Linked DNA regions of Homo sapiens: region 1 is linked to region 2. The links are chromatin contacts, found by Hi-C or POLR2A ChIA-PET in ENCODE. All regions are on one chromosome and are shown on one strand. The core of a region is the stretch at or near the end of the contact, and the rest is flanking DNA. Distances in the headings are between cores, read along the strand shown. Region 1 holds the start of PCGF6 (polycomb group ring finger 6). Region 2 holds the start of GBF1 (golgi brefeldin A resistant guanine nucleotide exchange factor 1).

The links. Hi-C counts contacts between places; a loop is a spot of excess contacts on that map. ChIA-PET counts read pairs that join two places held with the same protein, here RNA polymerase II (POLR2A). Pooled maps may share reads with other maps.
Region 1: a pooled map shows a loop between it and region 2 (4-fold over the local background). The contact joins the promoter of PCGF6 here to the promoter of GBF1 in region 2. A Hi-C loop is called at or near these places in 1 of 168 maps with a recorded cell type or tissue (CD8-positive, alpha-beta T cell) and 7 of 50 pooled maps. POLR2A ChIA-PET finds 5 or more read pairs at or near these places in 2 of 52 experiments (A673 and naive thymus-derived CD8-positive, alpha-beta T cell).

What each region holds. Positions count from the first base shown.
Region 1 is chr10:103,348,981-103,352,718 of GRCh38, reverse strand. It overlaps PCGF6 (polycomb group ring finger 6), which reads left to right and starts at 1,579. Exons shown (of 10, transcript NM_001011663.2): 1 at 1,579-2,012; 2 at 3,720-3,738. The coding sequence starts at 1,653. RefSeq lists a silencer at 1,451-1,680 and an enhancer at 1,846-2,351.
Region 2 is chr10:102,244,016-102,247,796 of GRCh38, reverse strand. It overlaps GBF1 (golgi brefeldin A resistant guanine nucleotide exchange factor 1), which reads right to left and starts at 2,265. Exons shown (of 40, transcript NM_001377137.1): 1 at 2,016-2,265. RefSeq lists enhancers at 1,808-2,257, 2,458-2,517.

The DNA.
Region 1 (3,738 bases), core at 330-2,829, 1.1 Mb before region 2:
CACCGCAACCTCCACCTCGTCTGTGTTCAAGTGATTCTCCTGCCTCAGCCTCTCGAGTAGCTGGGATTACAGGCATGCGCCACCATGCCCGGCTAATTTTGTATTTTTAGTAGAGATGGGGTTTCTCCATGTTGGTCAGGCTGGTCTCTAACTCCCAACCTCAGGCAATCCGCTTGCCTCAGCCTCCCAAAGTGCTGGGATTACAGGCGGGAGCCACTGTGCCTGGTCACATTCAGCTCTTAAATGTGACTTTGCCAGGCATTATTTGATTAGGAGCATTTGACTTCCCGAATCTTTCTTGCAGGCATCGTGACATTAGCTGGCATTATCTTAGCAAGGATAATGGTTTTTTTGTTTTTTGTTTTGTTTTGTTTTGTTTTGTTTTGTTTTGAGATGGAGTCTCACTCTGTAGCCCAGGCTGGAGTGCAGTGGCACGATCTTAGCTCACTGCAAGCTCCGCCTCCTGGGCTCAAGTGATTCTTCTGCCTTAGCCTCCCAAGTAGCTGGGATTACAGGCACGCGCCACCATGCCCAGCTAATTTTTGTATTTTTAGTAGAGACGGGGTTTCACCATGTTGGCTAGGCTGGTCTTGAACTCCTGACCTCATGATCTGCGCGCCTCGGCCTCCCAAAGTGCTGGGATTACAGGTGTGAGCCACCGCGCCCGGACTAGCAAGAATAATGTTAAGCCAACTCCAAACCTCTCTTAATAAAATTGGGCAATGGGGTGGGTTGTACCTGGGTGGGTCTGAGTTTCTGCTACAGTAGGCCCTCAATAAATGTTTGTTGGGCCCGGCGCCCTGGCTCAGGCCTGTAACCCAACACTTTGGGAGGCTGAGGCGGGTGGATCACCTGAGATCAGAAGTTTGAGACTAGCCTGGTCAACATGGTGAAACCCTGTCTCTACTGAAAATACAAAAGTTAGCTGGGCGTGGTGGCAGGCGCCAGTAGTCCCAGCTGCTTGGGAGCCTGAGGCAGAATCGCTTGGACCCGGGAGGCGGAGGTTGCAAGTGAGCGCCACTGCACTCCTGCCTGAGCGACAAGAGCGAAACTGTCTCAAAAAAAAAAAAAAAAAGCTTTTCGAATTCAATATAATGGGCTTTATGGGATGGGGTGACATGGATGATCTTTGAGTAGTGATTAGATTTTCACCTTGTATCAATACACTATATAATTCCTTAAAATAAATAAACGTACATACTTCAGAACAGGAACTTTATACTTCCTAAGGGAAATAATCTTGGATGGAGGTGATTTGCCACAGAGGAAATGCATAATTGGTACTCAAGTGGAAATGATTATTATTTGTGATGCAACGTCACATGCTACCTAGTTCAGTGCTCTGTGAATTAGGTGATGCAAACAGAATATTGTTGCTTGGAACGGTAGCAATTTTGCTGTTTTTAAAAGGCGGCGAAGAGAGCGTCCCCTTCCAAGGAGAAAATCTGGTGAGATTCCTTTAAAGTGCGGCCCGCGCGCCCCGCAGCCTGCCCCGGAGCTGCAGGGTTTGCGCCCCGCGGAGGTGAGGGCCGCTAAACCACATTTCCCGGCGAGCCCCTCAGGCTGCCGCGCCTGCGCAGTGGTGGCGTCCGAGGCCGGCCGAACTCCCGCGCTCTCCCGCCGCCTCGCCTCGCCTGGTGTCTCTCCCGACCATGGAGGGGGTCGCGGTGGTGACGGCGGGCAGCGTAGGCGCTGCCAAAACCGAGGGAGCTGCAGCCTTGCCGCCTCCGCCTCCTGTCTCCCCGCCCGCCCTCACCCCTGCACCCGCAGCGGGTGAGGAGGGACCGGCGCCTCTGTCTGAGACGGGGGCTCCCGGCTGCTCCGGCTCCCGGCCCCCTGAGCTGGAGCCGGAGCGCAGCCTGGGCCGCTTCAGAGGCCGCTTCGAGGACGAGGACGAGGAGTTGGAAGAAGAAGAGGAGCTGGAGGAGGAAGAAGAGGAGGAGGAGGAGGACATGAGTCACTTCTCGTTGAGGCTGGAGGGAGGCCGGCAGGACTCGGAGGACGAGGAGGAGGTATTTAGAGCCCCCGCGCGACCCCGCTGGGCCCAAGCGGCGTCAGGGACGTAGCTGGCCCTCGTCTGCCGGGCGCCGGCCCGATCCTAGTGCGCCGCCGCCGCGCGGAGCACTGGAGCGGACCTCCCCCGACCTCTGCCCCGGCTGCCTAGGCGTGTGGCGCCGACAGGCCTCCGGCCCGGCCTGGGTCTTTACCCGCTTATTTTGTGAAGTTCTTGCAGGTCACTTAGGCTCTGCGAGTCCAACTCATTCGTTCTGTTAATAATTATAATTATTTTGAGACAGGGTCTCCCAGGCTGGAGTGCAGTGGCGCGACCATGGCTCACTGCAGCCTCCAACTCCTGGCCTCAGGCGATCCTCCCGCCTCAGCCTCCGGAGTAGCTGGGACTACAGGCACGCGCCACCACGCCGGGCTAATTAAACATTTTTTTTTTTTTTTGTAGCGAGGAGGGCTCCCTATGTTCCCAGGCTGTTCTCGAACTCCTGGGTTCAAGAGATTCTCCCTCTCTGGCCTTCCGAAAGATTACATGCGTGAGCCACGTTGCCTGTCCTGTATAATTATTGAAGCTACTGCTTACTAGGCAGTAAAGATCCTTTTGTTTTGTTTTGTTTTGTTTTGTTTTTGAGACGGAGTCTCGCTCTGTCGCCCAGGCTGGAGTGCAGTGGCGCGATCTCGGCTCACTGCAACCTCCGCCTCCCAGGTTCAAGCGATTCTCCAGCCTCAGCCTTTAGAGTAGCTGGGACTACAAGGCGCCCGCCACCACGCCCGGCTTATTTTTTGTATTTTTAGTAGAGACGGGGTTTCACCGTGTTAGCCAGGATGGTCTCGATCTCCTGACCTCGTGATCCGCCCGCCTCGGCCTCCCAAAGTGCTGGGATTACAGGCGTGAGCCACTGCGCCCAGCGTAAAGATCCTTTTGAAACAATAATTTGGCTGGGCGCGGTGTGGCTCACGCCTATAATCCCCGCACTTTGGGAGGCCGAGGCAGGCGAAACACGAGGTCAGGAGTTCAGCCTGACCAAAGCGGTGAAACCCCTTCTCTACTGAAAATACAAAAAGTAGCGGGGCGTGGTGGCACGCGCCTGTAATCTCAGCTACTCAGGAGGCTGAGGTAGGAGAATCACTTGAATCTGGGAGGCGGAGGTTGCAGTGAGCCGAGATCTTGCCGCTGCACTCCAGTCTGGGCGACAGAGGCAGACTCCCTCTCAAAAAAAAAAAAAAAAAAACGGAAAGAAAGAAACAATAATTTATATTGTGTTATTATTGTAACTTTCAGTAGTCTTTTAATGGGTTGGAGGTGTATGTTTCCATGTTGCAATGACATTTTGAGATTATGGTTTAAGGTTTTGAAGAAGGTGGACTGAGCGCGGTGGCTCATGCTTGTAATCCTAGCACTTTGGGAGGCCTTGGCGGGTGGATCACCTGAGGCCAGGGGTTCGAGACCAGCCTGGCCAACATGGTGAAACCCCATCTCTACTAAAAATACAAAAATTAGCCAGGCGTGGTTGTGCGCGCCTGTAATCCCAGCTACTCGGGAGGCTGAGACAGGAGAATCGCTTTAATCCAGGAGGCGGAGGTTGCAGTGAACCGAGATGACATCACTGCACTCAGCTTGGGCTACAGAGTGAGACTCTGTCTCAAAAAAAAAAAAAGAATTTGTAAAAGGCAAGGACTTGTATTTTAAAACTGTTTCCGTTTATTTGCAGCGCCTGATTAATCTCTCTG
Region 2 (3,781 bases), core at 1,016-3,515:
TCTACAAACACCATTAAAAAGAAGCTCAAATACAAGCTTGGGACTTGTATTTGAAGGATGAATTTTCTGATTTGTGGGTAGGAGTGGGAATTATTCCTATCTAGAAAATTATTCCTATCTAGAAATGACATTTAGGATTAAAAAAAAGAAAGAGAGAGAAAGAGAAAACGTTTTGATGCCTCTATAGTCACCCTTAGGCTCAACTGAGGATGACTGGATCCTGGATTGATCACACTGCCTACCCAGAGACTAGATTGCCTGTTATGCAAAGCATATCAACTCAACAGGGCAATGGCCCAAGTGAGCAAGGCAGGATCATCAAACCTGGGTACCTCCTGAGGTATGTCATTTCATTTGCTGCGTTCAACTACTTTCTTGGGGGCGGGGAGAGGGGAGGAATTCTACAACTTAGATCAGCAAGTTAAAATGCAAATAGTTTCCTGTACCATTTCCATCTAAATCAACACAGGTGAAGCATAAATAATGCCATCCCCCTTCTCCCAACACACACAAAAATTTCAATTTCATAAGGACGAAGGTAGGAAGGGAAAAGGGAAATTATGAAATTTCAATTTCATAAGGACAAAGGTAGGAAAAATTGAGTTAGTCATTCCAAGATCCTAAATAGTTTTCTCTTCTGACACTATGAGGTTTTGATCCTCCTTGTTACTACCTCATCATGCAAAAGTGCAAAGTGTTCCTGACTGCCAGGGCCAAAAGCAGGCCACAAGTCCTGATCACATACTGAAACTAATCCCAGATAGAGATAACGTTTATTGAGTGCCCACTACATACCAAAAGGTATTAGGTTGATCCTGCTCTTAACCTACTACATGCTCTAGCTAGGCCACTGCACATACATGCTACTACTTTTAAGAAGTGCATTAACTGAGCAGTCCCAAAGCAGACCTTTCCATTTGTATCCTCCACAGGGCCTAGAGTGCCTTTTATACCTGAATTAATGCACAAGTTTCCACATTGTGCATTAAAAAACACCATCTACACTATTCCTTATTTCTAAAAGCATTCGTTACCCTTGGTGGACTTTTATAGCTTTACAACACAGCAGTTTATCAAAGGTCATCACAGTGCCATAAACTACTCTCTAGGGTTATGTTCCATCATTCACTCTGGGGCTCTGACCCTACAATTGGCTGAAAATCTCTCATGACTCTTTTTGCCCACTAAACATAATAGGCCGACAATACCAAACTTTGCCAGTATTCAAATATCTCTCTCTGCTGTCAGTCAAATATGTCATAATAGAGTGGTTTCCTTATGATTAAGCCTCATCTCCTTAGTGAAGATCTGAGAGAAAAATGTCAACAAAAACATACACTACAAAAGAATGCCTGTGAAAGATTGTATAAAGGAACAAACAGGCCCAGAAGATAAGTATAGTGTTTACATACAGACCCAGACTGGCAGCTGAGCTGTCCTGTAAGAGGGAAGCCTTCTCATAGCCCAGTTCCCTGCGCTGCTATAACCTCAAGCCTTCCACACGTCCCTCTGCTGACAACCTGATTCTAGGGTGCACTAGTTCATCATTATTAATGAAGCAGTTCCTTTGTATTAGTGAGGCAATCACAAAGAAGTAGACGCTGTACAGAATCTAGAGAGACTTTCACATCTAAAGTCTGAAAACCCATAAAAGTAGACACAATGCTCCTTAGGTTTGCTTTCAGCTTTTGAGTACTGGGCTCTTCAGGATGCAGAAAGCGCTGGAAAGGAGAAGCTAAATACTAGGTCAAGCCTGGGAAAACAGAAGATTTGGGCACCTGCAAAGGATCAGTAATGAGAGCAGAAATCGCCCCTCCTGCGGCAGAGGCATGACCTTTGCCCCTGCATACCTCCCTGTTCCCTCCCACAACAACCCTTCCCTCGTCTTATTCCTGTCCGCTGCGTCCTTAGCCCACCTTGGCTCGCCCAATTTAAGGGCCCTTCCCACTAATTCCCTATTGCGATGTCAGGGCGGCCTTCACGACACCGGAACTCTAGGAAGAGACTTCGCTGACCTGTCAGCGGATCCAAAATGGCGGGGCCTAGTCCCAGGACCGGCAGCCGCTGCTCATGTCCAGCCCGCACCCCGGAGGCGTCTCCGAGCAGCTCTCCCGGCTCTGGTAGCAGATGGGAGAAGAGAAGGAGCCTGTTTCCTGGAAATTGAGGCCGAAGTCAGGGTGGGACTGCACAGTCCGCCAGGATGAGTCGTCCGGGACGGGCAGTAGAGCCGGGTACCTTCCCTGTCAGCTCACTGACGTGGTAACTAGCCTCAGTCTAGCCCGCTGCCTGGTAACTGCGCGAGCCCTGCCGCGCGCAGCCAATCATAGCTTTGCACCGTGAAAAGTAGCATTCCGACTATCCAATCGAATAAAGGAAATTGGCTTCAGGAGGCGGGTAGTGCCTAAAGAAGCGCGATTACAAGGGAAAGAAAGGGTATGTTAGGGGACAACCAACGGATACGAGTACTCTCTGAGTGACAGTTTAAAAAACCAATAAAAAATGAGGAACTGGGCTGGGCGGCTAGAGAGGTGGAGTTAGGTAGAGTTCGGTTGCAGTGCGCGGTTTGGCAGTGGCTGCTGGGCATTATGGGGAAAAAGGCTACAATTGGCTGGAAAGGGGCGGGGTCCGCTTTGAGAACTTGAGCGGGCATCCCTACTCCCCTGTCCACGTATTATCAAAGTTACCTGGGCCAAGACCATGCCCCTTGAGGAATCACTCCTTTTCGAGGCAGCTCTGGGCTCCCTTCATTCTAAAAACAAGTCCAGCGATCTATTCCACACCCTGCTCTCCTCGCCCTCTTGTCCACCTTCCCTGTCGTGGCTTCTCACAGTTATGTCTGTCACGTCCCAACTCTGTTTCAGCGTCCTCTGCCCCACTCCCATCATCCAGAAATAGAGAAAATGGGACGTAGCAGAAGCCCTGGATATCTAATTTAAGTCTCTTCATTTTACATTATAGGAAACAGCCCCAGGGTGGAAGGCTGGGCCCATGTTCACATAATTAGTAAATAGCAGAGCAGAGAGACGAACCCCTGGGTCTCCTCACCCCCAGGCCAACTCTTTTCATCGCCTTTTGTCACCTCTTATGCCTTAGTATATCGGGCTTTGACTCCCGGTCTGCCTTTCATACCAAGCCTTTGACGGGCCTTATCCACCAGGCTAAATACGCAGCTTAGCCCACCTCATCAGTGATAGGAAACAGAAGTCTTTCTTGTTTGCCTTAGAAACGCTAAGGGGCCTGAGGGTTGGATGCCCACCTGTTTTCACTGTCTTGCCCCCAGCTGCCTCCTCCCCTTGCAAGAGATGATAGAGGTTACTAAGCTATTTAGAATTACCTGTATTACCTGGAAGTGAGAATGCGTGAGAAGAGGACAAGAGGATGGGTTTTCTCCTAGGAGACTGAATCATGAAATTCCCAGCCTATTTGGGACACTAGAGCCCCAGTGTCCCTGCAGACCTGGAGAAGCTGCTGGGAGGCAGTGAAAAAAAAATACCTAATTCTTTCCATACATCCTCCCAATTATGGACGACCCAAGTCCAGGGAAGCTCTATAACTAACCACATAGGAAAGTAGTCTCAAAACCAGACATCCAAAGACCATCCGTGTGCTACGATGCGCTATTTTTTTGTTTTGTTTTGTTTTTTTGTCTTTTGTTTGTTTGTTTGTTTTGAGAGAGTCTTGCTTTGTCATCCAGGATGGAGTGCAGTGCTGTGATCTTGGCTCACTGCAACCTCCACCTCCTGGGTTCAAGTGATTCTCCTGCCTCAGCCTCCCAAGTAGC